2 separate regions of the Homo sapiens genome follow, and region 1 is linked to region 2. A link is an interaction called in ENCODE POLR2A ChIA-PET data of the cell type or tissue named here. Cell type or tissue: OCI-LY7. All regions are shown on one strand. Links, peaks and the distances in the headings refer to the core of each region. The heading gives the core; the rest is flanking DNA. Region 1 has its middle 10 kb from the start of MPZL2. Region 2 overlaps CD3D (CD3 delta subunit of T-cell receptor complex).

Region 1 (16,040 bases), core at 10,884-15,883, 69 kb after region 2:
CTACTTGCTTCTACACTTAATTTCATCTAGTCTCCATATTTGTTTCCTTCTCTTACTTTCTATAGCAGACTTTAACATTCATAAAGAATGCAGCAAACACACCTTGCAAGGATGCACTTGAAGCTGGAAGAGCCTCTTCCAACTTGAAGAGGCTCCCGATGGCCAAAGATGAGAAAATTTGAGAATCAATAAGAATAATAATGATGTTGTTTGAAACACATCAAATATATTTAATGCTATGTTTAGCTTTCAATTTAAAGTGAGAGGTGTGTTAACTACCTTTCACTTGAACACTTAGAGGCCATTGTAGGGTTTAATTGGCCTAATTTCAATATCATGTGTCTCAGGGAATTGGGAGGCCTGTGAAGAGAGACTGGGGAATGGCTGGTCATTATGTCACAATGTCATTATGTGTAATAACACTAAAAACAAAAAACTCTCATTGCTAATCATTGGAAGATGCTAGTGAACCAATGCATTGTGCTCAAAATCGATCTTTTCTTTTCTTTTTTTTTTTCTTTTGAGACGGAGTCTAGCTCTGTCGCCCAGGCTGGAGTGCAGTGGCTCGGTCTCGACTCACTGTAAGCTCCGCCTCCTGGGTTCACGCCATTCTCCTGCCTCAGCCTCCTGAGTAGCTGGGACTACAGGCGCCCGCCACCACGCCCGGCTAATTTTTTGTATTTTTAGTAGCAACGGGGTTTCACCATGTTAGCCACGATGGTCTAGATCTCCTGATCTCGTGATCTGCCCTCTTCGGCCTCCCAAAGTGCTGGGATTACAGGCGTGAGCCACCATGCCCGGCCTCAAAATCGATCTTTTCTATATGAACCATCCCAGTGAGTAGTCACTTTGTAGATGAGGGAGTTTCTGTTTCTAGAAATAGTCTAGCTAATAAATAAAGTAGGGATGATATGATTAGAAGATCATCACTTTGCACACCAAATGAATGAATGGATCTGGGCACTGAGCATCAAAGGCTACTGACATCAAACACACAAAGGAGACAACCACATACTATATTCCTCCTGGAGGAAGACCACAACACTGCCTGTGAGGTAGTCTTGCTTTAAAAAAGTCAGATTTCAATCTGATTGAGCCTCAGTTCAGTCCACATCAATAGCTTTCAAGGAGTGGTCAGCATCAAGCACACAGGAAGTTGCTGGAAATGCAAACTTTTGGGACTTTCCCAGACCAGAATCAGAAACTCTGAGGGTGGGGCCCAGCAACCTGTTGCGACAAATCATTCAGGTGATTCTGATGCTCACTAAAAATGGAAAACTACTGCTTTAAATACAATACCAGTCTATAGGAAATACAGAGGAACATATTAAACAACACCTTCGTGATGCAGGCAAAAAAAAAAAAAAATACTGTGGAAAACCATGAGACAAATGACTCAATTTCTTTAAATGTAAATTGCAAGGAAACAAAAAATAATAAGGAATAATAATAAAAGATAATAAGGAACCCATAGATTAAGAGAGATCTAGGAAACATAAAGACCAATTGCAAATTTTAGACCTTATTTGGACCTTCATTCAAATAAACAAATTGTAAAAACATGTTATAACATTTATGAGATAACTGGAAATTGTAACACTGGTTATTTGACATTTAGGAAATGCTAATTCTCTTAGAATATGATAATGGAGACTGGATATGGTAGCTCAGGCCAGTAATCCCAGCGCTTTGGAAGGGCGAGGCAGGAGGATTGCTTGAGGCCAAGAGTTCAAGACCAGCCTGGGTAACATAGACAGACTGTTTCTACTATAAGATAAAAAAAAAATTAGCCAGGGATGGTGGTGCACTCCTGTGGTCCCAGCTACTTGGGAGGCTGAGGCAAGATAATTGATTGTGCCATGCACTCCAGCCTGCGTGACAGAGCAAGACTCCATCTCTAAAAATATAAAATAAAATATGATAATGGTGTTGAAGTATTTAAATAATTAAATGGGGGGGGCATTAGACTGAGGAGGCTCTAACTAAGTTCCTACTAAGCAAGCTAAAACCTAACTCAGTCTCATTTCCTGTAAGCAGTTAATTTAAAAGAAACTTAGCCAATCACAGAAGGCCATCTGGGCATTAGTTATATTGTCTTTAACTTCCTATTGGATAGTCTAAATAAGGAAATTCTGGAAGTTTAACCAATCAAATAATTTCTTTGCTCTGCTTCTGCATTTACCCTATTAGAGCCTTCCCCTCTTGCTCCGTCCTCGAAGCCCAAACCATTTCCAGTTTGGAGCAGCCTGATCAATGAATTGCTGTTTGCTCAAATAAACTCTTCAAAGTTTTAAAGTGTGCCAAAGTTTATCTTTTAACAGAAGTTATATTTATGGGCAAAATGATATGGTATCTTCAATTTGCTTCAAAATAATATTGGGTGGGTAGATAAAGACATAAATGACCATGGGTTGCTGATAATAAGGGCTGGGTGATAGGACATGGGGTTTGTTATATTATTTTATCTACATTTGTATATGTTTGAAATGTTCCATAGTAAAAAGCAAAAAAAAAAAAAAAAAAATTATTGACTTTGTGTGAGCCCATGAGAAAAGCTTTGGATTTAGAGACAGAACTCCCAGATTCAGCCCTAATTTTTCCATTTATTTTCTAGCCAGAGTGAGCTGAGTAACTGGGTAAACTGTTTCATCTCTGTCATCCTCATTTTCCTTATCTAAAGTAGATGAGGAAAATTGGGTAGAATAGAATAGTGAGAATTAAATGATACAATGTATTCAAATGCTTTGCAAAGAGCTTTGCAGATGGAAGGTTCTAGTATCTGGGTTGTGAATTCCATGAAGCTAAATATGGCATCTTCATATATTTTTTTTCAGCACAGTGTTAGACATATAACAGGTGCTCTATAATTATTCAGCCTTAGTTTTTAAATTCAATTTAAACATTATTTGGTAGATGAATGAATGGGTATATTCCAAATCCTAGGTTTCAGCCCAACATAGTACCATTCTTGATCATTAACTTAGTAATTAAAACTTATAAAGAGTGAATAAAAGTAGGAGACACATTCTGACAATTAGTATTTAATTAGTGTTTATTATTTAATCGACATTATCAATTAGTTTTAATTTAATCATGTTCAAATAGAATATATTATGATACAGATTACATTTGCTCCTTTCCTTTCATGGTTGCACCTAGGCTGAAAACAGAGGAAGGTGGGAAGCCCTTGTTCAGTGTAGATATCCCAGTCTTAGAGATGATCTTCACTTAGATGCAAAGATAAGCCAAGTTAAAGCTGGGACTGAGTTTTAGGTTGTCACTTCACTTCCTTAGTAAACTTCTTTAGGTTCCAACAGTGGGAGCTCCATACTGCTTAGCATCACTGAGGTGTGGGGCACACAGATGCTTCAGTAAGAATGCATTCACTCATCCAGCAAATGCGTATTGAGCATCTACTATGTGCCTAACAGTTAGGTGTTGGGGATACAGAGACATGAACCCTGCCCTGGAGGGATTCAGTCTACAGTAGAGGCAGACGTGTAAACAAGTAATGACCATACAGTGCAGCAAAGGCTATAAAAAAGGTGTCCCAAGGTGCTAAGGGAACTATTAACTCCAGGTCCAGGGGACAGGGAAGGCTTCATGGAATGTGAACTTAATTTTGAAAGGCAAATAAGAGTTGATCAGCTGGATAAAGTAGACAGAACATATGCACAAATATATATGTGGAGGTAAGAACAAGTATGTGATTAGTTTGGCATAGTGATGAATAAGGCTTAAGGAGCCTGGAAAGTGGGGAAAGAGGGGCTGGTTAGTTGACAGAGGCAGATCATGAAAGGCCTTAATCTGTGAATTAAGAAGAGCCAGTTAAGGTATACATCCAGCTTAATAAGATAAGAGACCTTAAAGTAAATGGAAAATTATACCTTTATTATAGTTATGCACAAAACAGTTTTTAAAGAGGTTTTTTTTTTTTTGAGACAGAGTCTTGCTCTGTTGCCCAGGCTGGAGTGCAGTGGCGTGATCTCGTCTCACTGCAACCTCCATCTCCTGGGTTCAAGCAATTCTCCTGTCTCAGCCTCCTGAGTAGCTGGGACTACAGGCACACACCACCATGCCCAGCTAATTTTAGTATTTTTAGTAGAGACGGGGTTTCACCATGTTGGCCAGGATGGCCTCGATCTCTTGATCTAATGATCCGCCCACCTCAGCCTCTCAAAGTGCTGGGATTACAGGTATGAGCCACCGATCCTGGCCTAAAGAGCTTTTAAAGAGAATCCTGTCTTTTAAAGGATCCTCAGGGACCATTTATGCATTTCACAAGTCATCATACTTATGATTTTATAATCAGTGCCTGGTTTGGTCATTCACTTTCTTACTTTCTTTGGATTTGATCTACATGACTTTTAAATGTGTCCAAAAATCAAGCCCATTCTCAAAAGCATGAGGATTTGCCATCAGTAAAAATCTCAAGGCTGGATGCAGTGGCTCATGTCTGTAATTCCAACACTTTGGGAGGCTGTGGTGAGTGGATCACTTGAGGTCAAGAGTTTGAGACTAGCCTGGCCAACATGGTGAAACCCTGTCTCTACTAAAAATACAAATAAAATACAAACTTAGCCGGGCATGGTGGCACGTGCCTGTAGTCCCAGCTACTAGGGAGGCTGAGGTGGGAGAATTGCTTGAGCCCAGGAGGCAGAGGTTGCAGTGAGCCGAGATTGCATCACTGCACTACAGCCTGCGCAACAGAGCGAGACCCTGGTTTTTTTTTTTTAAATCGAAAAATGTTATGATTCAAACTCCTAAGGCAATTCTAAAAATGTTCTAGAAATATCTGGAATAACGTCAGCATCATTAGAATAAAAGCTTGTCCCCAAGGTGACAACTTTAAATGACAATTTTTCTTTGGCTTTAAAAGCTTCTTTTCCTCTTGGTTATTGCTAATGTAGCTCAGCAGATATTGACACTCAAGACAGCATATAACATTGGAACAAACTGCAAGAAAAGAGCGATGTTGCTGGGACTTTTCCCTGAGTTTTCCCCTTTCCAAAGCTAAGGGTGGACCCCCTCACTGAGCTAGGCAGGAAAGGCTTTCCTCTTTAGCTCTGACTCACCTGAGAAGACTCACATCCTGTTTGCCTGGACAAGCAGCTGGCTGCCCTTTCTACTCAGAAAGGCTTCTCAACTCTGACAAGTCCAACCTGCTTGTTCTCTTGAAGCTTCAGGCCTCAATGGGAAATGGAGGGGAAGGTAGAAAGGCTGAAATACCTTAGCTAACTCAGCACCTTTGCTGCTTTTCAGCATTTGGCAGATCTATGATGATGCCTCCTGCCATACAATTTGCAACCCCTGCACTGTTCTATAACCTGTCCAGTGAGTCCTCTGATCACAGCCTTGGATGTTGAGGCAATGTCAAATTACTTGTAATAACTTTAAATACTTACTCTCAGGTTTTGTATTTATCTCCTTAAGGACCAGTGACAGTTTCCAGGTAGTCTGCAGGCCACACTTTGAGATGCATTGTCCCAATTTTTTTCAGTGAACAGAAAGTTCTGGAAAGATGACTAGGTAAGGTATAAAAAACCTGGTCCCATGTTAGCATATTGAAAGCCCTGAGGAGTACTGTAGCTAAAACCAAACCAAAACAAAATTCTTTTCATTAGTTTAATCTAGCATTTTCCCTTGTGTACAGAATCTTTTCTGTTGTTCAGTACCTACTAATATCTTGAGGAGTGGTGTCTGTCCAGATGCCAATCTAGATGTTAGTGTAATAGGTCTCCACGGCTTCTTGCAATTTTGAGTTTTAAGCAGGCAAACTCTTCCCATTGCTTGAGTTATTGATTCTATACTTCTCCCTGCTTACATTATCTCAAACAAAATGTGTCTGCTGCCCCCTTTTCTCCCCTGAGATGGCTGAGATGGCTTGTGAAAAGAGCAAAGAACAAGAGGTGGAGTTACAGTAAGTCAAGGACCCTGGACAGAAAGTTGCTGAGGCTGAGGCCAGGGAAAACAAGAATTACTGGTGGGGATTACAAGTCAGTTCTTGCCATGAGCTTCTAAGCTTCCACTGCTGTTATTCAAGTAGGCTACTTGCAAGATCAGCTTTCCTCCAAAAAAGCTTATGTCTGTTTTCAAACGTAAGCTCACTGTCTCAGTGGTATTGATGGATCAAAATGTTTAATGGTGTTGGAAAAGGTGGAGCCTTTTTCCACTCTGCCTGGGACAGTGTACCTCTTGTGGAGAATCCACCTAACCTTCAGATTTTCCTCTACCCCTCTTCCTGTTCTGATTCAGTGAGTGCTCCATGCAACCACTTTTGCATACCTATGCTTAAATCCTTATATGTGTACAAAACCCATTGATAATGAAAAAGGTAAAACCTCTTTAGCATTACTGACAAATCTCTGTTGCCTTTCTCTTTCACACTTATTTAAAATTCCCATCACTTCTTAGAATTTCCCTGACATCATCAGACTTCAATGAAAAACCCTTGGACCAAACTGGAGACAAAAGACTCTCACCTTTGACAGCTCCTTTCCTGCTGCTCTGCCTCTTCTGTCTTAAGCTTGTTTTGTGGAGGAAGGATCATGGAGTTTGGAATTAAAGCCCAGTTGTACTACTTCCCAGCTATGTAAGCTTGGGTAAGTTACTAAATGTCCTAGTGTCATTTCCCTCATCTGCAAAATGAGGAGATTAATAAAGTACTTTCTAAGGTTGTTGTGAGATGTAAAGATATTAAAAGAAAATTATTGCCTGGGTGCGGTGGCTCGCGCCTGTAATCCCAGCACTGGGGGAGGCCAAGGTGGGAGGATTGCTTGAGCCCAGGAGTTCAAGACTAGCCTAGGCAGCGTAGCAAGACCCCGTTTCTACAAAGAATCCAAGTGTGGACGTGGTGGCACGTGCCTATGGTCCCAGCTACTTGGGTTGCTGAGGCAGGAGGATCGCTTGAGCCCAGGAGGTGGAGGCTGCGGTGAGCTGTGATCGAGCCACTGCACTCCAGCCTGGGTGACAGAGTGAGACTCTGTCTCAAAAATAAAAAAAGAAAGAAAATTATTTAACAAATGGTAGTTATTGCGATTCCCACAAGCTGGCCTCTGACTTGAAGCTCTTGTGTGAGCCATGCTATTTCACCCTAACCCAGCCCCCCTGTTCTTTTGTCATCGGGTCTTGGCTAAAGGATGCCATGTATGGTTAGCCTTTTCAGAGACAGCTTCCCTCATGCTTCCAGGCAGAGCTTGTTCTTCCTGTGCTATCATTTGAACTTGGCATTTCCTTTATTATTGACGTCACCCTGTATTGTGACTAATTTTCTTTTTCTTTAACCTGAGAGCTCCTTGAGGGCTAAGATCTTATCATTTTCACCCTTGAATTCCTGAGGATGGTGCCTGACACTTGGTAGTTGCTCAAAACTATTTTTTTAAAGTAATAGGAGGCAAACGGAACAAAATGAGATTTTGCACAGTCCTAACCTCATTGTAGGCAAAAATTCCAAGTATTTTCCCTTCGACTTTTTCTTTCAGGAGAGATGCTGAGAAAAGGATGCCTACTGTTTATTTCATTTGCTTTTGCTTCAAAAGTCTTCCAGAATGGTGGAGGTGCAGTTCTGGGGAGGGAAGGAAGGCACTACTGGTCAAAGAGTGGTTGGTACATACAACTGAGAGTTGACTGTTGACGTGTTTGGTAGATTCTAATGAGGAAGGGAGACTGATGTTGAAGGAGGAGTTGAAGTTGTCTCTGGAGTTGACCTGTGAGTTAGGCAGGTCTTGTTGTGAGTCTGACTATATCACTAGCCTGGTGACCTTGGTTATACTACTTGATCTCTTTAAGTCTCAGCCTTAGGCCAATTTCCTCTCTTATTCCTGTCAAAAAACCGTTGGGTCACCTCTGTCTTCAAGACTTCTGCCTCTCCATCTCCTCTACTCTAGGACAGTGACTTTCCTTCTCTACTACACAAGGAAAGTAGAGACCACTAGATGATAACTCCCTTACAGGGGAGAAAAAACTATAAAATCACACACACACACACACACACACACACACACACACACACACGCCCAGATCAAAAACTCCTTCAACTTTCTGTCCCAACCCTTTTACCTTCAAAGTTAACTGTACCTGTGCCCCATCTGGGGGCTCCCCTTTATGTAGATGGACTATATAAATTTTCTTCCAAACTGTAACACCACAGCGTAAAAGGCGTACAGTTAATCATTACAGTGGAATAAGAGGTATGAGCCAGGGCTGATTTAAGCAGCCAGAACATTCTTTACCTCTTCTTAACAATGCAAGAGGTACACTTCCTCCTGTCTTTGGCCTCAGTCCTAAAAGCATTTTAACATGCTAAAGTCTTTCCCTTAAAACCAACAAATAAATCAAGATCTGAAAACTTCTTTCTATTCCTATTTCTTTCCAGCTGCCTCTGTCTCTGCCCTCTTTATAAGCTCTGTCCTTTGAAGAGTAAACTACATCCTAGTCTACCATGATTCCTCAATCTACTGCAAAATGGGCTCTGCTTCATAACTTTTCTGATGAAACTGCTTCCACCAAAATCACCAACTGGGGAATCTTCTAGACATTTTCAGTCCTTGTTTTATTTGACTTTAGCAGCATTTGATATTTTGTGTATTTGCTCTTTTTTTTTTTTAGATGGAGTCTTGCTCTGTCACCAGGCTGGAGTGCAGTGGTACGATCTTGGCTCACTGCAACCTCCGCATCCCGGGTTCAAGCAATTCTTCTGTCTCAGCCTCCCGAGTAGCTAGGACTAGAGGTGTGTGCCACCACATCCAGCTAATTTTTGTATTTTTAGTAGAGACGGGGTTGCACCAGGTTGGCCAGGATGGTTTCGATCTCTTGACCTTGTGATCTGCCCACCTCGGCCGTATGCCTGTACTCCTAGTGTAGCCACTGCGTCTGGTCCCAATATTCGTTCATTATTTAAATACCTCTCTCCCTTGGCTTCTATGACCACTCTCTCCTGGTAATTCTCCTCTTTCCCTTTCGTCTGGACACTCTTATTCAGTGACTTTAGACATCTCCTCTTCCCCTTGTCCCTTAGGTATTGTTCAACCTCTAGATTCTGCCCTTTCCCACTCTACTGTGGTCTCGGACCATCTCATCTATTCCCACTCTCACAGTTACCTTCTAGAAAGGTGAAAGACGTCAGACTGGCATCTCCAGTCCAGAACTCTCTGTAGAGCTCAGATCTGTGTTGGGTACTACTGTCAAAAGACAAAATTACCACAGATTTAGCTTAAATATTGAATTGGCTTTTATTTGCAATTCTAGAAGAGGGCAACACCTCATTCCATAAAACAGAATGAGTGTTCTGATGAGCTGAGCACAGGGGGTTGGCTTTATAGGTAGAAAGGGGCTGAAGAAAGCAGATACAGGAAACAAAAAGTGGACGAACGGTTTTTTTGCTTGCTTTTGAGACAGGTTCTTGCTCTGATGGCCACACTGGAGTGCAGTGGCATGATTATAGCTGATTGCAGCCTCGAATTCCTGGCCTCAAGCAATCCTCCTGCTTCAGCCTCCGAAAGTGCTGGGATTACAGGCATGAGCCACTGCACCCAGCCTATGGGTGGTTTGGAAGTGACCTTCCTTCTTGGGCTAAAATAGAGGGGACTTCTGGCTGGGTATGGTGGTTCACGCCTGTAATCCCAGCACTTTGGGAGGCCAAGGCAGGTGGATTACCTGACATTAGGAGTTCGAGACCAGCCTGGCGAACATGGTGAAACCCCGTCTCTACTAAAAATATACAAATTAGCCATGTGCGGTGGCACACGCCTGTAATCCCAGCTGCTCAGGAGGCTGAGGCAGGAGAATCGCTTGAACCCGGGAGGTGGAGGTTGCAGTGAGCCGAGGTCATACCACTGCATTCTAGCCTGGGCAACAAGAGTGAAACTCCATCAAAAAGAACACACACACACACACACACACACACACAAAACAAAAAACAGGCTGGGCACAGTGGCTCATGCCTGTAATCCCAGCACTTTGGGAGGCCGAGGCGGGTGGATCACCTAAGGTCAGGAGTTCGAGACCAACCTGACCAACATGGAGAAACCCCATCTCTACGAAAAATACAAAATTAGGCAGGCGTGGTGGTGCATGCCTGCAATCCCAGCTACTTGGGAGACTGAGACAGGAGAATCACTTGAACCCGGGAGGCGGAGGTTGCGGTGAGCCGAGATTATTCCATTGCACTCCAACCTGGGCAACAAGAGTGAGATTCCATCTCAAAAAACCAAAAAACAAAACAAACAAACACACACAAAAAACACCAAAAAACGAAACAAAACAAAACAAAAAACCAGGGGACTTCCTTACCATACCAGTTCAGGTACACTGGCCTCTTTTGATTGGTTACTGTGACTCTTCTGTTCGTTTGCTTTAAACTGGCCCATTTCAGAGTTCAGTCTGATAACATGTCACCTAGCATGAGTGGCTCTATTCTGGTTTGGTCTGGTCTGCTGGGACCTACTGCAGGAGGCTAGTCCAAAACAATGGGCTCCCATAAACTTTATTTAATAGTGCTGTACTAAACTCTCTGCTTGGCTGTCCCATAGAAATATCAAATGCAGCAAGTCTTCATCTTCTCTGTTTGAGAGAAAGGCAGTCACCTTCCACCCAGTTACCTAGGTTCGAAATTTGAGAATTATCCTCCAATACTTAATATCCCTTCTGTCCACTTCTAATCATGTACCAATCCCCTTCCTTTCCATCTCCTTGATAGCTCTCGAACTCTTAACTTCTCTCAATTCCCTCTGCCACCATTTCAGCTCAGGTCAAATAATCTCTTGCCTGGGTTCCTGGAAGCCTCTTGCTTGGCCTTATTCCTCTCCAGTGCCTTTCTCCATACTGTAACTGAGCGATCTGTCAAATTCCCAAATCTGATCAAATCACTTACTGCTTAAACAGTTTCAGTGTTTCCTCATTGCCCTCAGGATAAAGCCCTAACTCCTTAACTCTTATCAAGGGCCTCTTGGGTCTGGCCCCTGATTAGATTTTCAGCCTCATCTCTGAGGGTCATTCACTTTTCTTTTTGCCCTTTTCTCTCCACTCACACTCAAGTTTTTTAATTGCCAAAAAGGCCATGTTTTCTCTTCTTTCTTGGGCTTTGTACCTACTTTTGCCCCTACCTGGGCTCACCTCTCAAATGCCACCTCCCATTGCCCACCTTGTATGTATCTTCAGAATTGAAGAATTATAATAGTAATTGCAATAATAGATAATGTTAATTGAGTGCCATTATGTGCTAAGTGATTTATTTGCACTATCTTATTCAATCCTCACAACCGCCCCATGAGGAAGGCCTCATTATCCTCATTGAATGGTTGAAGAGACTGAAATCCAGATACCCACACAGCAGTCAGAGTGATCATTTTAAACGTGAGTCAGATAATTTTACTTTTCATTTCATAACCTTTCTTTTTCTTTTGTGTTGTAGCAAAAATACATAACAAAAAATTTACCATTTTAACTACTTTTAAGTGTACAGTTCAGTGGCATTAAGTCCGTTCACATTCTTGTGCAACCATTATTACCGTCTATCTCCAGAGCTTTTACATCTCCCCAAATGGAAACTCTGTACCCATCAAACAATAACTCCCCATTCCCCTCTTCCCCCAGCCCCTGGCGACCACCATTCTACTTTCTGTCTCTATGGGTTTGACTATTCTTGATGCTCCCATATAAGTAGAATCATTCAGTATCTGTCCTTTTGTGACTGGCTTATTTCACTTAGCATAATGCCTTCAGAATTCATCCATGTTGAAATATGTGTCAAAATTTTATTCTTTGTAAGGCTGAAAATATTGCATTGTATGTATATGTCACATTTTGCCTATCCATTCTTACTTTGATGGACATTTGAGTTATTTTCATCTTTTGGCTATTGTGATTAATGCTGCTTTGAACGTCGGTGTCCAACTATCTGTTTGAGTACTTACTTTTAATTCTTTTGGGTACATGCCAGAAGTGGAATTCTGGGTCATATGGTAATTCTATGTTTAATTTTTTAGGAACTGTAATACTATTTTTCACAGTGACTGCACTCTTTTATATTCCCACCAGCAACACACAAAGATTCCAATTTCTCCACATTCTTGCCAACACTTATTTTCTTTCTCTTTTTTTTGGTAATAGTTATCCTAGTGGATGTGATAATAGCATCCTAATGGATTGAGGTTTTGATTTATATTTTCCTAATGTCTAGTGATGTTCAGTATTTTCTCCTGTGCCTACTGGCCATTTTATATCTTTTTGAAGAAATGTCTATTCCAGTCCTTTGCCCATTTTTTAATGGGGTTGTTTGGTTGCTGTTGTTGTTATTGAGTTGCAGGAATTCTTTATGTATTCTGAATATTAATCCTTTAGCAGAAATGTGATTTGCAAATATGAAATATTTTCTCCCTTTCCAGAGATTGTCTTTCATAACCCTTTAATGCTGCCCTGTACCCCTGGTGGTCTGGTCTGCCTTGTACCCCTCCATGCTTAGCCCCTCGCCACTGCCCCTTCACTCTGCTCCAGCCACACTGGTCTCCTTGTTTTTCTTCAAATACTCCACACATTCTCCTGGGAGCCTCAGGCCCTGTACTGTTTCCTCTGCCCGGAATGTCCTTCCTCCTGATCCACGTGGTTCACTACCTCACTTCATTCAGATGTTTCTTAAGTTTCATCTTATCAGAGAGGTCTTCCCTGACCACCCCTTGTCCCTTTGTTCACTACTTTATTCCTTGTGTGCCCAGGAAAATGCCTGGCATGTCATAGGTACCCAAAACGTGTTTCTTAAATGAATGAATGAATAAATGATGTAGACCTTTGATTCACACCCATGTTTCTCTCACCCTAGAGCCTGTAGCTGCTAGCCAGCTACACTGGATGGTTCCTGTTTTGGGAAGCCTTCCCAAGGCCTCCAAGGCTGGCTGAAGGACCCTGGCTTCCGTGTTTCTCTGATCACAACTCATTTGTCACATTGCATTGTAATTGTCTACTTATTTGACTGTGTTTCCTAAGATATAGTTAGCAACTTGAGGGCACACACTAATGTCTTGTTTGGCATCTAGCACAATTTCTAGCAACAGGGCTCAACAGGTATTAGAATGAATCAATCTCTCTGAGTCTCAATTCCTTATCTATAAAATGGAGATATCTACGTATCATCTTGCAGTTACGGAGATCAGAACTAATATATGTAATATGCCTACCACAGTGCTGGGTACGTGGTAGGCACTTGATAAATAGTAATTTAAAATTATTAATGGTAATTTTTATTTGTTAAAATCTACCAGTATTCTAAGGTATGTCTAAATTAGAATGATATAATGTAATGAACCTCCAACGCTTTATTACTGAATTTGTGTTGTCATTTACTTAATGCTGAAGAAACTTGGTGAATGTGGGAGCAAATTTCCCCTTAACATTTCATTATGAAAAATTTCTAACATGTAGAAAAGTTTAAAGAATTATACAGTAAATACCTGTGTATCCCACCTAGGTTCTTCAATTGACATTTTACTATACTTGATCACATATCTATCCATCCATCCATCCATCCATCCACCCACCCACCCATTCTTCCTTCCTTCCATCCATCCATTTATTAATGCATCTTATTTTTGATGCATTTTTAAATTAAATTGCAGACATCAGGATGCTTCCCCGTAAATACTTCAGCATTAATGAGAGTTTAGAATTTGTTTACAATTCTTTTAAAAAAATTACTGAAGTAAAACTTACATTCAATTAAATGTACAAGTCTTAAAAGTACACCATTCAAAGGGTTTTGGCAAGCGGTAACTCAAACCCTTGTCAAGATGAAGAACATTAATATCACTCTAGAAAGTTCTCTCATGCCCCTCCAGTCAATCCCTGCCCCCATTCCCCCAGGGGCAAACACTACTTTTATACTTTTTTCATGACAAGGTAGTTTTGCCTGTTCTAGAACTTCATATAAATGGAATCAAAGAGTTTATACTGTTTGTGTCTGGCTAATTTGTTCAACTTACTTTTGAGGTTCATCGTGGTGATATGTATCAGTGATTTGTTCCTTTTAATTGCTGAGTAGGATTCACGATATGAATATTCTACAGAGGATCCATTTTTCTGTTGATGGATCCCTGGGCTGTTCCAGTTTTGGGCTATTATGAATAAAGCTTCCATGATTATTCTCCTACAAATATCTTTCTGTATATATAATTTCATTCATCTTGGAGTGGAATTGCCAGGGTGGCTGAGTGTTTAGCTTCATAAGAAACTGCCAGCCCTTTTCCCAAACATCTTAACTAAGTATAGCCACAAACAACTAAAATTTACTGAATGTTTTGTGTGGGTGCTGAGCATAGAGCTTTAGTTAATGTACGTCACTTGATTCTTACATCCAGACTATGGGGTAAATGTTACTGTTCCCATTTTACATGTGAGATAACTGAAGCACGGAGAGTTAAATAACTGCCCAAGGTCACATAGCTAGTAAGCAGCTGAGCTTGGATCTGGATCTAGGCAGGTTGAACTCTAGCTCCTATACCTCATGCCTCCTAGAATATAGTAGCAAAAAAAAAAAAAAAAAAAAAAAAAGTGGCTATTTCTTTTCTCAGGAAATTAATTAACTCCCTAAGAATAAAAAATTGGTCATGGTAACCAATTTTAACAAGAGATAACTGGAACAATAATAAAAGATGCAGTGTTCATCAATAAACACAGTATAATGTAAATTCTTACCACCATTTAAATGTGGTGTGTATGGTTAACAGGGAGGTAGATAAATTCATTTATCAAGATCCCTTTATCCTCCCGAGAGGTTCCTTAAAGTTATCTTCAAAAATGCCCCATCTCTCTAGCCCTGCACAATCTATGTAGCTTCCCTTGAGAATAAGTGAAGCGTTAAACCACTTCAGAGTCTCTTCTTTGGGCTGGTTAATAAGGGCATGGTGCCTGTCCTCTATAATTACCAGAGGAGCCTGAGGCTTATTGGAGAGGTGCATATCAGCTGTAATGAGGTGGGGCAGGAAAGCGTTCCCTCCCACGATTTTTCTAAACTCATAGAGGCTCAGTTTCAGGCCCAGACCTGTTTTGGAATATCTCTAGGAAACTTCAGGCAAGAAGGAGGGCCACAGGGAACACAACTATTCCTTTGGGCTAAGAGCCCACCTCTCATCTAGGACTCTTGACAGCCTAGCCTCCCTCTCTCATCTTTGAAAAGCTCCCTTAACCCGGGGAAGTTTTGACAAAGGATGCTAGAGATTGGAGTTGTTGGTTGGGGAAGGCTGGGAGTCCCTGAGTCTTTGGAAAACAGATGTTAGGTCTACACTTTCATTCTGGCTCATAAGCCAGGAGCCCAAACGAAAGCCAGGAGAGTAAGTGGTCGTTGGTGTCCCAAGACTTTCCTTCTTGTTTTTAATGGTTCTGGGAAATACCAAAGTAATTCTACTTCTAGGGATGCTCTTCTTGGGTCACATATTAGCCATCCCCAATGGGTATATTTGTTAGGATCAAGTCCACACTCCTTAGGATGGTGGATGAGGGCACTGCCCAGGTGGACCTAGCCTCTCACCTGGCCTGCCACTCCTCCCTGTGCTCCAGGTTTGAGGAATTGCATGCTAGTCCCTGTGGGTACCACATTCCCACCCATTTGTTCCAATGGGAAGGACTTTGTTTATCCTCTTTCCAGAATTCCTATTCATCCTTTAAGGATTGAATTTAAAAATCAAGAAAGTGATAATTATTTGTTTACTTCACCTTCCTATCTTATATTATTTCCTCCCAGGTAGAAATATTCTATGTATGTCTGAATTTTTTCTAGTAAAAACATATGAACAGACACTTTTGAGTAAACGAATGCTTTATTTGATGACCCTAAGAGCTAAATTATTTGTTTTCCTTGCTTCACAGAATGCTAATTTCACCTTAGGTGAAAAAAAGATTTTTGCCTAGGAGGTTGAGAAAGACAACTTTTACAAATATTGATACAGGCCCACTGTCCCTTCTGTCTCCTGAGCCCCCAGTGAGTCTCCTGCTGGCTAAGGTCTAGATACTCACTAGAAATCATTTTTTGGGAAATGTGTAGATGGATGGGACAG
Region 2 (14,178 bases), core at 1-5,000:
AATTCAGGGGCTGGTAAACCAGCTGGTCTCCACCCACAGCCATCCCTGGCCCTGGGAAAGGCTTCAGTGTTGAGAGCCCCGCTTTCTTGGTTGTCAATGGAGCAGGGGCAATGAGGAAGGATGAGGATAAGAAGCTGAAGTGGGAGTGTTGTAGATGGCTGGGAAGTGGAATTAGATGTTTCCTTGAAGAAAAAATGCAGACATTTCCAATCGAGGAATGTTCTTCTGTCTTTCCACATCTTCCAGGTGCTTCAGTGGTCCGTGCTCCCCCTACTCCTCATCAGTGGTCTGGATTCATTTCCAGGAAGGTGCTTGGGTCAATCCTGCTCTGAGGGGTCCTCTTTTGCACCAAGGCCCCAAGACCTGTCCTCTGCTTGAATGGCATCCTCATGTCCCCCTTGACCCCTGCAGTTGGTGGGGAACTTTCTGAAGGCTTTTTCTTGTGACTTCTGTCTCTCTTGATGGAAGCCATAAACTGTCCTGGACCAGGAAAATGGTCTCTGTTAAGTATGAGCTTCCGCAGAACAAAGGGCTTGGTGCAGATCAAAGAGCTGTCTCCAACTGTGATATTTTTTCCCCTTTAGTGAGCCCCTTCAAGATACCTATAGAGGAACTTGAGGACAGAGTGTTTGTGAATTGCAATACCAGCATCACATGGGTAGAGGGAACGGTGGGAACACTGCTCTCAGACATTACAAGACTGGACCTGGGAAAACGCATCCTGGACCCACGAGGAATATATAGGTGTAATGGGACAGATATATACAAGGACAAAGAATCTACCGTGCAAGTTCATTATCGAAGTACGTGCTTCCTGAACCCTTTGGGTTGGAATGGATAGGGCTTCTGGATGTGAGAACTTTCTGGCTAGAGAGGGATATGGTGAACCCATCTGTTCTCTAAACAAAGTGAGGTCACTATTGTAATGGTACAAGCCAGATTTGGGGACCTTCAAAGTGGAAGAGAGAGCTTAACTCAGCAAGACAGAGCAGTAGGGGTCATGTTACTGCAGCCTTGGTTGGGTGAGAGGTTTGGCCCACCACCTTGTTCAAGGTCCCAAAAGCTGAGATTACTTCTTGGCTCTTCCCAGGGATTCCTTAGGATGCAGGGTGGAGGAAGGTGTGGCAAGCCCATCACCAGGCCTTTCTCCCAGGGTCTTATTGAAGTTTGGGTTTTGGCATAAGAGATCTAAGGGTTGCCCTAGGAGGCAGAGGATGGTTCCCTGATCTTAAAGGCTCTCAACCTCTCCTCTCTCCTCCCTTCCCCCACAGTGTGCCAGAGCTGTGTGGAGCTGGATCCAGCCACCGTGGCTGGCATCATTGTCACTGATGTCATTGCCACTCTGCTCCTTGCTTTGGGAGTCTTCTGCTTTGCTGGACATGAGACTGGAAGGCTGTCTGGGGGTTAGTGGAAGAGCAGAGCATGAGAGTGTGTTTGTGTGTGTGTGTGTGTGTGTGTGTGTGTGTGTACCAGTGAGCTTATGCACCAGCTAAGGAATGGGGCTGGTGGTAGGTTTAGTCTCAGCTGGGAGTTACTCTTGCAATCTCCTAAAGACTCCTAGAACTTTGACTGTTGAAAGAACTTGTGTGTTCATATCACTCATGCAGACTTCTGAGGGTGTGGGAGGGTGGATCTCACAGTCCCATCTGCTAGGCCATTGATGTCTCTCTCTGGTTCTTCTAGCTGCCGACACACAAGCTCTGTTGAGGAATGACCAGGTCTATCAGGTGAGCGTTGAGGGGAAGGAGGCAGGAATGAAGGGAGGGTAAGTGGGGATAGAGAGGCTCACACTGAATGCTGTTTGCACGTGGGAAGGGTCCTACTGGGGAGTTCATTGCTGGGTGTGACTGGAGAGGTCAGGCAGGAGCTCTCATCGTCAGGGCCTGCTGGGGCCCTTCCTTGAAGAGTTCTAACCCTGCCTCCTGACCGTTTTCTCTTCTCCTCTCTTAGCCCCTCCGAGATCGAGATGATGCTCAGTACAGCCACCTTGGAGGAAACTGGGCTCGGAACAAGTGAACCTGAGACTGGTGGCTTCTAGAAGCAGCCATTACCAACTGTACCTTCCCTTCTTGCTCAGCCAATAAATATATCCTCTTTCACTCAGCAGGTGCCTGGGCTTCTTAAGGCTCCTGGGCAAGGCGTGGGAGTTGTCCTGACTTGCTTGGGATCTCGCCCTCCTACCTACCTGTTTCTTCCTTCATCTCCTTCCTTCCTCTGCCTCACACAGACAGTGTGTTGGGCAGTCTCTCGCCACATCCTGGCTGTCTGGTGTTTCTAGCCCACAGGGCTCCCTGGGTGAAGGGTCTGCGCCACCACGTTCCCACAGCTACTTGTTGACTCCAGTCCCTATCACAACCCTTTTAGGGTTTTGGCTGCCTCATCCAGCCGAGGGCAGGCTGCTGTGTTCAGGAGCCCAGCCGCACAGAAGTTTCCATGATGTCATGAATGGGAGTGGCAGAGACAACAAGGGGCCCTGGGACTAGTTTCTCACCAAGACTCAGAGGGTGTGTGTAACAAAGTCCCACTGCTGCTAAGGGGATGGCCTCAACTCTACGGCCCTGCTGACCAGGTGCCACTAGCTGTAAGGAGGTCTCACCTAAGCCCCTTTCGTATCCCTTTCCCCTGTATCAAAGGCACCATTTTAGCTTCCTTTCGCCAGGACCTGTCTCTGGCTTGCTCCTGCCTTCTGCATGATAAATGGGGATCAGAAACCCTTCACCAATTAAAGCACATTATCCCGCTCCATCTACCTGGAAAGCAGGAGTTTGAGACAGGGATTTTTTTTTTTTTTGAGATGGAGTCTTGCTCTGTTGCTCAGGCTGGAGTGCTGTGGCATGATCTTGGCTTACTGCAACCTCTGTCTCCTGGAGTCAAGTGATTCTCCTGCCTCAGCCTCCTGAGTAGCTGGGATTGCAAGCATGTGTCACCAAGTTCAGCTAATTTTTGTATTTTTAGTAGAGACAGGGTTTCATCATGTTGGCCAGGCTGGTCTCGAACTCTTGACCTCAAATGATCCACTCACTCAGCCTCCAAAAGTGCTGGGATTAGAGGCATGAGCCACTGCACCTGGCTGAGACAGGGATATTTTCAATAGATGTCATCTTCTATTACTTCTAATGGTAGTGGTTCTAGGCTGGGCACAATGGCTCATGCATGTAATCCCAGCACTTTAGGAGGCAGAGGCAAGAGGATCACTTGAGCCTAGGAGTTCAAAACCAGCCTGGGCAACATAGCAACATCCCGTCTCGACCAAAAAAAAAAACAAAATCAGCTCAGTGCAGTGGTGGGCACCTGTAGTCCTAGCTATTTGGGAGGCTGAGGTGGGAGGATTGCATGAGGCTGGGAATTGGAGGCTGCAGTGAGTTATGATTGTGCCACTGCACTCCAGCCTGGGCTACAGAGTGAGACCCTATCTTAAAAAAAAAATAGCTATGGTTCTGAAACTTTGGAGGCCTGAGGGATTTATTAAAAATATAAATGCAGCCAGGCATGGTGGCTCACACCTGTAATCCCAGCACTTTGGGAGGTTTAGGCGGGCAGATCACAAGATCAGGAGATTGAGATCATCCTGGCCAACATGGTGAAACCCCGTTTCTACTAAAAATACAAAAATTAGCTGGGCATGGTGGTGCACGCCTGTAATCCCAGCTACTCGGGAGGCTGAGGCAGGAGAATTGCTTGAACCCGGGAGGCGGAGGTTGCAGTGAGTCAAGATTGCGCCACCGCACTCCAGCCTGGTGACAGAGCGAGACTTGGTCTCAAAATAAAATAAAATAAAATAAAATAAAATAAAATAAAAGTGCTAGAGACGCACTCTAGGCAGGGTGTTTCCAGTTGATTCTGAAACAGCCCAAATTCAGAGTCTCTTGTTTAGAGGGAGAATAGAGGCCACTTTCTCTCTTATGTCTTTTATGCCTGTTCCTGGATCCCAGAGCAGGGGATTCCTTCTTTTGTTCTCTGATTACACAAATAATTTAAAGAGCCTCTGGAAAGTTTAATGACTGAGAATTTCATAGACCTGGGTTCCCAAAGGAGAAAAGAATTAGTAACCACATAGCCAGAAAATTGGATGATTCTGCCCACCATCTTCTCAAGATACATTCAGACCCTAATTTCATGAGAGACAGAACAAATGTCTAATTCACATGTTTCATTCATAGTTCTGAGTTATCCCTATCCTTTTTATCCCTACTCCTGCAGTCGTCCTAACCCAAGATCCTGCTTTCCCACTGGATTCTCTACCTTGGGCATCCCTTCCATGGCTTGTATCTAACCAAAACTTTGGATCCTTCTCGCGTTCCACACATTCATAATACCTTGTATTCCTCGGATTCATTTACATCCCTCATTCCCCAGTTCTCAACATTGGCTGCACATTGGAATCTTCTGGGACCTTTAAAAACACTGGTGCCTGGCCAGGTGCAGTGGCTTATGCCTGTAATCCCAGTACTTTAGGAGGCTGAGGTGGGTGGATCACTTGAGCTCAGGAGTTCGAGACCAGCCTGGGCAATATTGGAGAAACTCCATCTTTACAAAAATACACAAAAAAATTAGCTGGTGTGGTGATGCGCACCTGTAGTCCCAGATACTTGGGAGTTTGAGGTGGGAGGATCACCTGAGCCTGGGGAGGTCAAGGCTACAGTGGGCCATGATTTCACCACTGCACTCCAGCCTGGGCGACAGAGTGAGACCCTGTCTCAAAAAACAAAACAAACATGTACCCTAAAACTTAAAGTATAATAATAATAAAATTAAAAAAAAGTTAACAATACTTAAATGCTGATATGAAGTCAATAAATCTTATGTCACATGATAAAAAAACAAACAAAAAAACAACAAAACAAAACAAAAACAAAAAACACTCATGCTAGCTAGGTGTGCTGGTGTGCACCTGTAGTCCTAGCTACTCGGGAGGCTGAGGCCAGAGGATTGTTTGAGCCCAGGAGTTCAAGGATGGAGTAGTGATCTCCACACCTGGCAAATTTTTAAAAATTTTTTGGTAGAAACAGAGTCTTGCTTTGTTACCCAGACTGGTCTTGAGTTCCTGGGTTTGATAGATTTCACCAGTGTTGCTACCTAAGTCTGAAGTGATCCTTCCTCCTCAGCCTCCTAAAATGCTGGGATTACAGTCATGAACCATCACCCCTGGCCAGGTGAAACTTTTTTTTTTTTTGATGGAGTCTCACTCTGTTGCCCAGGCTGAAGTGCAGTGGCCTGATCTGGGATCACTGCAAACTCTGCCTCCCAGGTTCAAGTGATTCTCCTGCCTCAGCATCCTGAGTAGCTGGGATTACAGGTGCCCACCACCATACCTGGCTAATTTTTGTATTTTTAGTAGAGACAGGGTTCCACCACATTGGCCATGCTGGTCTTAAACCCCTGACTTCAGGTGATCTGCCAGCCTTGGCCTCCCAAACTGCTGGGATTACAGGCGTGAGCCACCATGCCTGGCCCAAAACTTTTAAAGGAAGTTGTTTTAGCTACTCTAAGTCCTTTGCACTTCCATTTGAATTGGCTCCTCAGTTACTACAAAAATGCCTGCTGGGATTTTGATCAAGATTGTATTGCATTTATAGATCAATTTGGGGAGAATTAACATCTTAACACTATTGAGTCTTTTCATACATGAACATATATTTTACCAGATTTATTCCGAAATATTTTATATTTTTGATGCTATTGTATGTGCTTTGTTTTTTTTTTTTGGTTTTTTAGAGGCAAGGTCTTGCTGTGTCACTCAGGCTGAAGTACAGTGGCATGATTATAGCTCACTGCAGCCTCGAACTTCTGGGCTTAAGTGATCCTCCCACCTCAGCTTCTCAAGTAGCTCTGGCACTACAGACATGTGCCACTATGCCTGAATATTTTTATTTTTGTGTAGACACGGGATCTCACTATGTTGCCTAGGCTGGTCTTGGACTCCTGTACTGAAGCGATCCTCCCACCTTGACCTCCCAAAGTGCTGGGACTATAGGTGTGAGCCACTGTACCAGGCTATATATGGTATTAAAATTTTTTAAATTTCCAATTGTTTATTACTAGTATATAAAAATACAATTAATTTTTGAATATTAATCAAAACAAAAAGCAAAACTGCTACACTCACTTATTAATTCTAGTAACTTTTTGTAAGACCGTTGAGTATTCTACATAGACAATCATGTTGTCTGTGAACAAAAACAGTTTGTTTTCTTTCCTATCTGGGTGCTTTTTGTTTCTGTTTCTTGGCTTATTGCACTGGCTAGAACCTCCAGTACAATGTTGAATAGAAGTGGAGAGAGGACATCCTTGTCTTGTTCATGATCTTAGGAGGAAAGCATTGTCTTTCATCTTTAAGTACATTAGCTGTGGGTTTTTCTTAGATGTCCTTTAACAGATTGAGCTAGTTCTTTTCTTTCTAGTTTGCTGAGAATTTTTATCAAAAATAGATGTTGGGTCTCGTCAAGTGCTTACCCTGCATCCATTGAGATGATAATATGGTTTTACTTTTTTAGTCTGTTAATATGGTACATTACATTGATGGCACGATATGTTAAACCAACCTTTCATTCCTGAAAAAAACTCTAGTCATTTGGTATTATTCTTTTGATATGTTATTAGATTAAATTTATTAAAATTTTGTTAAGAATTTTTGCCTCTAAGTCATGAGAGGATTTGTCTATAGTTTTCTTTTCTTGTAATGTCTTTGTTTTTGGTATCAGTATATTAGGGTTCTCCAGAGAGAGAGAACCAATGTGATATATATATGTGTGTGTGTGTGTGTGTGTGTGTGTGTGTGTATGTGTGTGTGTGTGTTTGTGTGCGTGTATCCCACTTTGCTATTGTGAATAGTAATCTTTATTATTTCTTTGTCTACTTTAATTTTATATATATATATATATATATACACACACACACACACATATATATATATATATATCTCCCATTGGTTCAGTTTGTCTGTTTCTCTGAATCCATGGGTTCTGCATTTGTGGATTTAACCAACTGAAGATCAAAAATATTTGGAAAAAAAAAAGGATGACTGCACTTGTACTGAACAGATACAGAATTTTTCTTGTCATTATCCCCTAAACAATATAGTACAATAACTATTTATATGGCATTTATGTTGTATTAGGTATTACAAGTAATCTAGAGATGGTTTAAAGTATATAGGAGGATGTGTGCAGGTTACATGCAAATATTACATCATTTTATATAAGGGACTTGAGCATCCATGGCTTTTGGTAGCCATGGGGAGGTCTTGGAACTAATCCCCCACCGAGGGATGGGACAACTGTGTATGTACCCTATTGGTTCTGTTTCTCTAGAGAAGTTGGCTCATGTAGCTGACATGTCTAAAATCTGCAGGGTATTTTGGCAGGTTGGAGACCAAGGGAGTTGCTGTTGCAACTGTCCATAGACAATCTAGAGACAGATTTTCCTCTTCCTCACAGGACCTCAGTCTGTTTTCTCTTAAAGCTTTCAAGTGATTGGATGAGGTCCACTCACGTTATGGAGAATAATCTACCTTACTTAAAGTCTACTAATTTAAATGTTAATCTCATCTATAAAAATACTTTCACAACAACATACTGATGTATTAGGCCAAATATCTGGGCCTAGCTAAGTTGGCACATAAAATTAACCAGGGTAATCAACACAGGGTAAATCTGGTCTCCACAGAACAAGTTGGAAGAATTCCTTCTTCAATTTTCTTGAAGTGTTTGTGTAGAATTGGTATTATTTCTTCTTTAAATGTCTGGTAGATTTCACCAGTGATGCTACCTAGGTCTGAATTTTTTTTTAAACTACAAATTCAATTTATTTAATAGATAAAGGGCTATTTGGGCTATCTATTTCATCATCAGTGGGCTTTTTCAAGGACTGTGTCCATTTTACCCGAGTTGTGAAATTTATTGGCACGATTGTTCATAACTGTTATGGGCTGAATGTTTGTGTTCCCCCGAAATTCCTGTGTTGAATTCCTAACCTTGAATGTGATGGTATTAGAAGGTGGGGACTTTGGGAGAAGGTGGGGTGTGGTGGCTCACGCCTGTAACCCCAGCACTTTGGGAGGCCGAGGTGGGCAGATCACTTGAGGTCAGGAATTTGAGACTATCCTGGGCAACAGGGTGAAACCCCATCTCTACTAAAAATACAAAAATTAGCTGAGTGTGGTGGTGTGCACTTGTAATCCCAGCTATTCAGGATGCTGAGACAGGAGAATCTCTTGAACTCAGGAGGCAGGGATTGTAGTGAGCCGAGATCGTACCACTGCACTCCAGCCTGGGTGACAGAGAGAGTCTCAAAAAAAAAAAAAAAAAAAGACTTGCGCCCAGGAGTTAGAAGCTGCAGTGAGCTATGATCAAGTCACTGCACTTCAACACAGGCAACAGAGCAAGACCTTGTCTTAAAAACAAACAAACACCCCTCCCCCTCTCCCTCTCCCTCTCCCTCTCCCCACGGTCTCCCTCTCTTTCCACGGTCTCCCTCTCATGCGGAGCCGAAGCTGGACTGTACTGCTGCCATCTCGGCTCACTGCAACCTCCCTGCCTGATTCTCCTGCCTCAGCCTGCGGAGTGCCTGCAATTGCAGGCGTGCGCCGCCACGCCTGACTGGTTTTCGTATTTTTTTGGTGGAGACGGGGTTTCGCTGTGTTGGCCAGGCCAGTCTCCAGCCCCTAACCACAAGTGATCCGCCAGCCTCGGCCTCCTGAGGTGCCGGGATTGCAGACGGAGTCTCGTTCACTCAGTGCTCAATGGTGCCCAGGCTGGAGTGCAGTGGCGTGATCTCGGCTCGCTACAACCTCCACCTCCCAGCCGTCTGCCTTGGCCTCCCAAAGTGCCGAGATTGCAGCCTCTGCCCGGCCGCCACCCCGTCTGGGAAGTGAGGAGTGTCTCTGCCTGGCCGCCCATCGTCTGGGATGTGAGGAGCCCCTCTGCCTGGCTGCCCAGTCTGGAAAGTGAGGAGCATCTCTGCCCGGCCGCCATCCCATCTAGGAAGTGAGGAGCGCCTCTTCCCAGCCGCCATCACATCTAGGAAGTGAGGAGCGTCTCTGCCCGGCCGCCCATCGTCTGAGATGTGGGGAGCACCTCTGCCCGGCCACGACCCCGTCTGGGAGGTGAGGAGCGTCTCTGCCCGGCCGCCCCATCTGAGAAGTGAGGAGACCCTCTGCCTGGCAACCACCCCGTCTGAGAAGTGAGGAGCCCCTCCGCCTGGCAGCTGCCCCGTCTGAGAAGTGAGGAGCCTCTCCGCCCGGCAGCCACCCCAGCTGGGAAGTGAGGAGCGTCTCCGCCCAGCAGCCACCCCGTCCGGGAGGGAGGTGGGGGGGGTCAGCCCCCCACCCGGCCAGCCGCCCCATCCGGGAGGGAGGTGGGGGGTCAGCCCCCCGCCCGGCCAGCCGCCCCGTCCGGGAGGGAGGTGGGAGGGTCAGCCCCCCGCCCGGCCAGCCGCGCCGTCCGGGAGGGAGGTGGGGGGGTCAGCCCCCGCCCGGCCAGCCGCCCCGTCCGGGAGGTGAGGGGCGCCTCTGCCCGGCCGCCCCTACTGGGAAGTGAGGAGCCCCTCTGCCCGGCCAGCCGCCCTGTCCGGGAGGGAGGTGGGGGGGTCAGCCCCCGCCCGGCCAGCCGCCCCGTCCGGGAGGGAGGTGGGGGGGTCAGCCCTCCGCCCGGCCAGCCGCCCCGTCCGGGAGGTGAGGGGCGCCTCTGCCCGGCCGCCCTTACTGGGAAGTGAGGAGCCCCTCTGCCCGGCCAGCCGCCCTGTCCGGGAGGGAGGTGGGGGGGTCAGCCCCCCGCCTGGCCAGCTGCCCCATCCGGGAGGGAGGTGGGGGGGTCAGCCCCCCGCCCGGCCAGCCGCCCCATCTGGGAGGGAGGTGGGGGGGTCAGCCCCCCTCCTGGCCAGCCGCCCCGTCTGGGAGGTGAGGGAAGCCTCTGCCCGGCCGCCCCTACTGGGAAGTGAGGAGCCCCTCTGCCCGGCCAGCCGCCCTGTCCGGGAGGGAGGTGGGGGGGTCAGCCCCCCGCCCGGCCAGCCGCCCCGTCCGGGAGGGAGGTGGGGGGGTCAGCCCTCCGCCCGGCCAGCCGCCCCGTCCGGGAGGTGAGGGGCGCCTCTGCCCGGCCGCCCCTACTGGGAAGTGAGGAGCCCCTCTGCCCGGCCAGCCGCCCCGTCCGGGAGGGAGGTGGGGGGGTCAGCCCCCCGCCCGGCCAGCCGCCCTGTCCGGGAGGGAGGTGGGGGGGTCAGCCCCCCACCCGGCCAGCCGCCCCGTCGGGGAGGGAGGTGGGGGGTCAGCCCCCCGCCCGGCCAGCCGCCCCGTCCGGGAGGTGAGGGGCGCCTCTGCCCGGCCGCCCCTACTGGGAAGTGAGGAGCCCCTCTGCCCGGCCACCACCCCGTCTGGGAGGTGTACCCAACAGCTCATTGAGAACGGGCCAGGATGACAATGGCGGCTTTGTGGAATAGAAGGGCGGGAAAGGTGGGGAAAAGATTGAGAAATCGGATGGTTGCCGTGTCTGTGTAGAAAGAAGTAGACATGGGAGACTTTTCATTTTGTTCTGCACTAAGAAAAATTCTTCTGCCTTGGGATCCTGTTGATCTGTGACCTTACCCCCAACCCTGTGCTCTCTGAAACATGTGCTGTGTCCACTCAGGGTTAAATGGATTAAGGGCGGTGCAAGATGTGCTTTGTTAAACAGATGCTTGAAGGCAGCATGCTCGTTAAGAGTCATCACCAATCCCTAATCTCAAGTAATCAGGGACACAAACACTGCGGAAGGCCGCAGGGTCCTCTGCCTAGGAAAACCAGAGACCTTTGTTCACTTGTTTATCTGCTGACCTTCCCTCCACTATTGTCCCATGACCCTGCCAAATCCCCCTCTGTGAGAAACACCCAAGAATTATCAATAAAAAAATAAATTAAAAAAATAAATAAATAAATAAAATAAAAAAATAAAAAATAAAACAAACAAACAAACAAAAAAACTGAAAAAAAAAAAAAAAAGAAGGTGGAGGCTTTGGGAGGTGATTAGGTCATGAGGGTGGAGCCCTCATGAATGGCATTAGTGCCCTCACAAAAGAGGACCCAGAGAGCCCCCTTGCCCCTTCTACCATGTGAGGATATGGTAAGAAGATATGAACCAGGAAGTGGGTCTTTACCAGATACTAAATCTGGGAAATCTTGGATTTCCCAGCCTCCAGAACTGAGAAATAAATGTTGTTCAAGCCACCCATTCTGTATTTTTGTTATAGCAAGGTGAATGGACTAAGACAATAACATTCCTTTCTTATTGTTTTTTTTTTTTTGAGACTGAGTCTCACTATGTTGCCTGGGCTGGAGTGCAATGGCGTGATCTTAGCTCACCGCAACCTCCGCCTCCCGGGTTCAAGTTATTCCCCTGCCTCAGCCTCCTCAGTAGCTGGGATCACAGGCATGAGCCACCAGGTAGGGCTAATTTTTGTATTTTAGTAGATGGGGTTTTGCCTTGTTGGCCAGGCTGGTCTCAAACTCCTGACCTCAGGAGATCTGCCTGCCTCAGCCTCCTAAAGTGCTGGGATTACAGGCGTGAGCCACAGTGCCTGACTTCTTATTCTTTTAATACCTGTAGGACCTGTGATGTTATTTCTCATTCCTAATATTGATAATTTATATCTTCTCTATTTTTTTCCTGATCAATCTGGCTAGAAATTTATCAGTTTTATTGGTCTCTGGACCATTGTTTGGTCACATTGATTTTTGTTTTTACTTACAGATTATTTATTTCTGAAATGTTTCATTGCTTTTTCTGTTGTTTTTCTGTTTCCTATTTTATTGATGTCAGCTCTGATCTTTATTTTATTTTTCATGGTTATTCTCATATTGTTTATTTTTGTTTAAACTTTGTTTATAATTGTTTAAATTATTTTTCATTTATATGTGGTTTAGTTTTATTTAAAAAAATATTTTAACTTTTATTTTAGGTTCAGGGGATCATGTCCAGGTTTGTTATATAGGTAAACTTGTGACATGGGGATTTGGTGTACAGATTATTTCATCACCCAGGTACTAAGCATAGTATCCAATAGTTTTTTTTCTGAACCTCTCCCTCCTCCCACCCTCCACCCTGAAGTAGGCCCCTATTGTTTCCCTCTTTCTGTCCATGTGTTCTCATTATTTAGCTCCCACTTATAAGTGAGAACATGAAGTATTTGGTTTTCTTTATTAGTTTGCTAAGGATGATGGCCTCCAGTTCCATCCATATTGTTGCAAAGTACATGATCTCATTCTTTTTTATGGCTGCATGGTATTCCCTGGTGTGTATGTACCTCATTTTCTTTATCCAGTCTACTGTTGATGGCCATTTAGGTTGATTTCACATCTTTGCTATTGTGAATAGTAATCTTCACTATTTCTTTCTTTCTTTCTTTTTTTGGGGTCTACTTTGAGTTAATTTGCTCTTCTTTTTCTAGTTTCTCAAGGTGGAAGCTGTGCTCATTGTTTAAGACCTTTATTCTTTTCTAATCTACATTTAATTCTGTCTATACGTTTCCTTCTAAATACTGCTTTAGCAGGAACCCCAAGATTTTGATGTTTTGTTCTCATTATCATTCAGTTTAAATACTTTCTAATTTTTCCATTGATTTGTTTTTTGTTCATAGGCTACTTAGAAGTGTGTTATTTGCTTTCCAAATATTTCAAGAGTTCCCAGTGTATTTGTTTTCTATTACTGCTGTAACGAATTACCGTAGGTTTAGTGGCTGAAAACTACACAAATTTATTATCTTATCGTTCTATAGGTCAGAAGTAGAGTATGGATCTCACTGAGCTAAAACTCAGGTGTCAGCAGCTTGCATTCCTTTTTGGAGGCTTTAGGGGAGACTCCGTTTCCTGCCGAGTTGAGTTGTTGGCAGAATTCTGTTCATCGTGGTTGTATGGCTGAAGTCCCTGTTTTCTCAATGGCTGTAAAATGAGAGCCATTTTTAGTTTCTAGAGGTCACCCACATTCGTTGGCCTCATGACCTCCTTCCTCCATCTACAAAGCCAGAAATGGTGAGTTGACGCCCTCTTACACTTTGTATCTTTTCTTTTTCTCCTTTTGTTTCTTCTCTGCAACTCATGCTTGTGCCTTCCTCTTCCTTTTTAAAGACTCATATGATTAGATTGGGCACACCCAGATAATCCAGGGTAATCTTCCCATCACGGAGTCTCTAACTTTAGTTACATCTGTAAAGTCCCTTCAGTCATGTGAGGTGACCTCTTGTTAGGTCTAGGAATTAGGATGTGGACATACTTGAAGGAAGCATTATTCTGGCTAACATCCCTAGTTTATCTTTCTGTTATTTATTTCTTATTTAATTCCATTATGTGACTAATCTTTTAAAATATATTGAGATTTGTTTTATGACCCCAAATATGGTCAATTTTGATAAATGTTCTGTGTGCACTTCAAAAGGCTGTGTATTCTGTTGGTGGTGGGTGTGGGGTTTTATAAATGTTAATCAAGTGAATTTGGTTTACGTATCTTACTGATTTTTGGTCTATGGTGGTACCTTGGTATTCACAGGAGATTGGTTCTAGAATCCTCAGATACCAAAATCCATGGATGCTCAGGTCTCTTATACAAAATGCCATAGTATTTGCATATAATCTATGCACATTGTCTAATATACTTTAAATCGTCTCTACATTATTTATAACACCTAATACAATGTAAATGCCATGTAAATAATTATTATACTGTATTGTTTAGGAAAAAATGATAAAAAAGTCCATACACATTCAGTGCAGATGCAACCATCCACTTTTGTTCTAAGTATTTTTGATTGATGGTTGATTAAATCCGTGGATGTGAAACCCTCAGATAGGGAGGGCTGATTGTACTTGTTTTACTACCTTTTGAAAAAGGGATGTTGAAATCTCTAACTACAGTTGTGAATTTGTATATTATTCCTTGAAGTTTCATTAGTTTTTGCTTCAATTTTTTTTTTTTTTTTTTGAGAGGGAGTCTCGCTCTTGTTGCCCAGACTGGAGTGCAATGGCGTTATCTCAGCTCATTGCAACCTCTGATTCTAGGGTTGAAGCGATTCTCCTGCCTCAGCCTCCAGAGTAGCTGGGATTACAGGCACCTGCCATCATGCTCTGCTAATTTTTGTATTTTTAGTAGGGATGGGGTTTCACCATGTTGGCCAGGCTAGTCTCAAACTCCTGACCTCAGGTGATCTGCCCACCTCAGC

Evidence for each region. ChIA-PET counts read pairs that join two places held together with the same protein. Peaks named below come from ENCODE experiments on the same cell type or tissue, not always from the same donor. Only the 100,000 strongest peaks of a DNase experiment are listed, where the experiment ranks them.
Region 1: POLR2A ChIA-PET joins it to region 2 with 7 read pairs; 7 of 35 experiments call an interaction of 5 or more read pairs at or near these places.

What each region holds. Positions count from the first base shown.
Region 1 is chr11:118,266,566-118,282,605 of GRCh38, reverse strand. No RefSeq gene overlaps it. Among named protein-coding and RNA genes, the nearest start is that of MPZL2, 10 kb to the right of the region's middle. RefSeq lists an enhancer at 4,878-5,172. In OCI-LY7, for the core only: no CTCF peak of the experiment used is centred there; no DNase peak of the experiment used is centred there.
Region 2 is chr11:118,327,000-118,341,177 of GRCh38, reverse strand. CD3D (CD3 delta subunit of T-cell receptor complex) reads left to right here. Exons shown (of 5, transcript NM_000732.6): 2 at 585-803; 3 at 1,272-1,403; 4 at 1,684-1,727; 5 at 1,951-2,103. The coding sequence ends at 2,016. Among named protein-coding and RNA genes, the nearest start is that of CD3D, 8.6 kb to the left of the region's middle. RefSeq lists an enhancer at 2,409-2,558. In OCI-LY7, for the core only: no CTCF peak of the experiment used is centred there; a DNase peak (open chromatin) is centred at 2,427.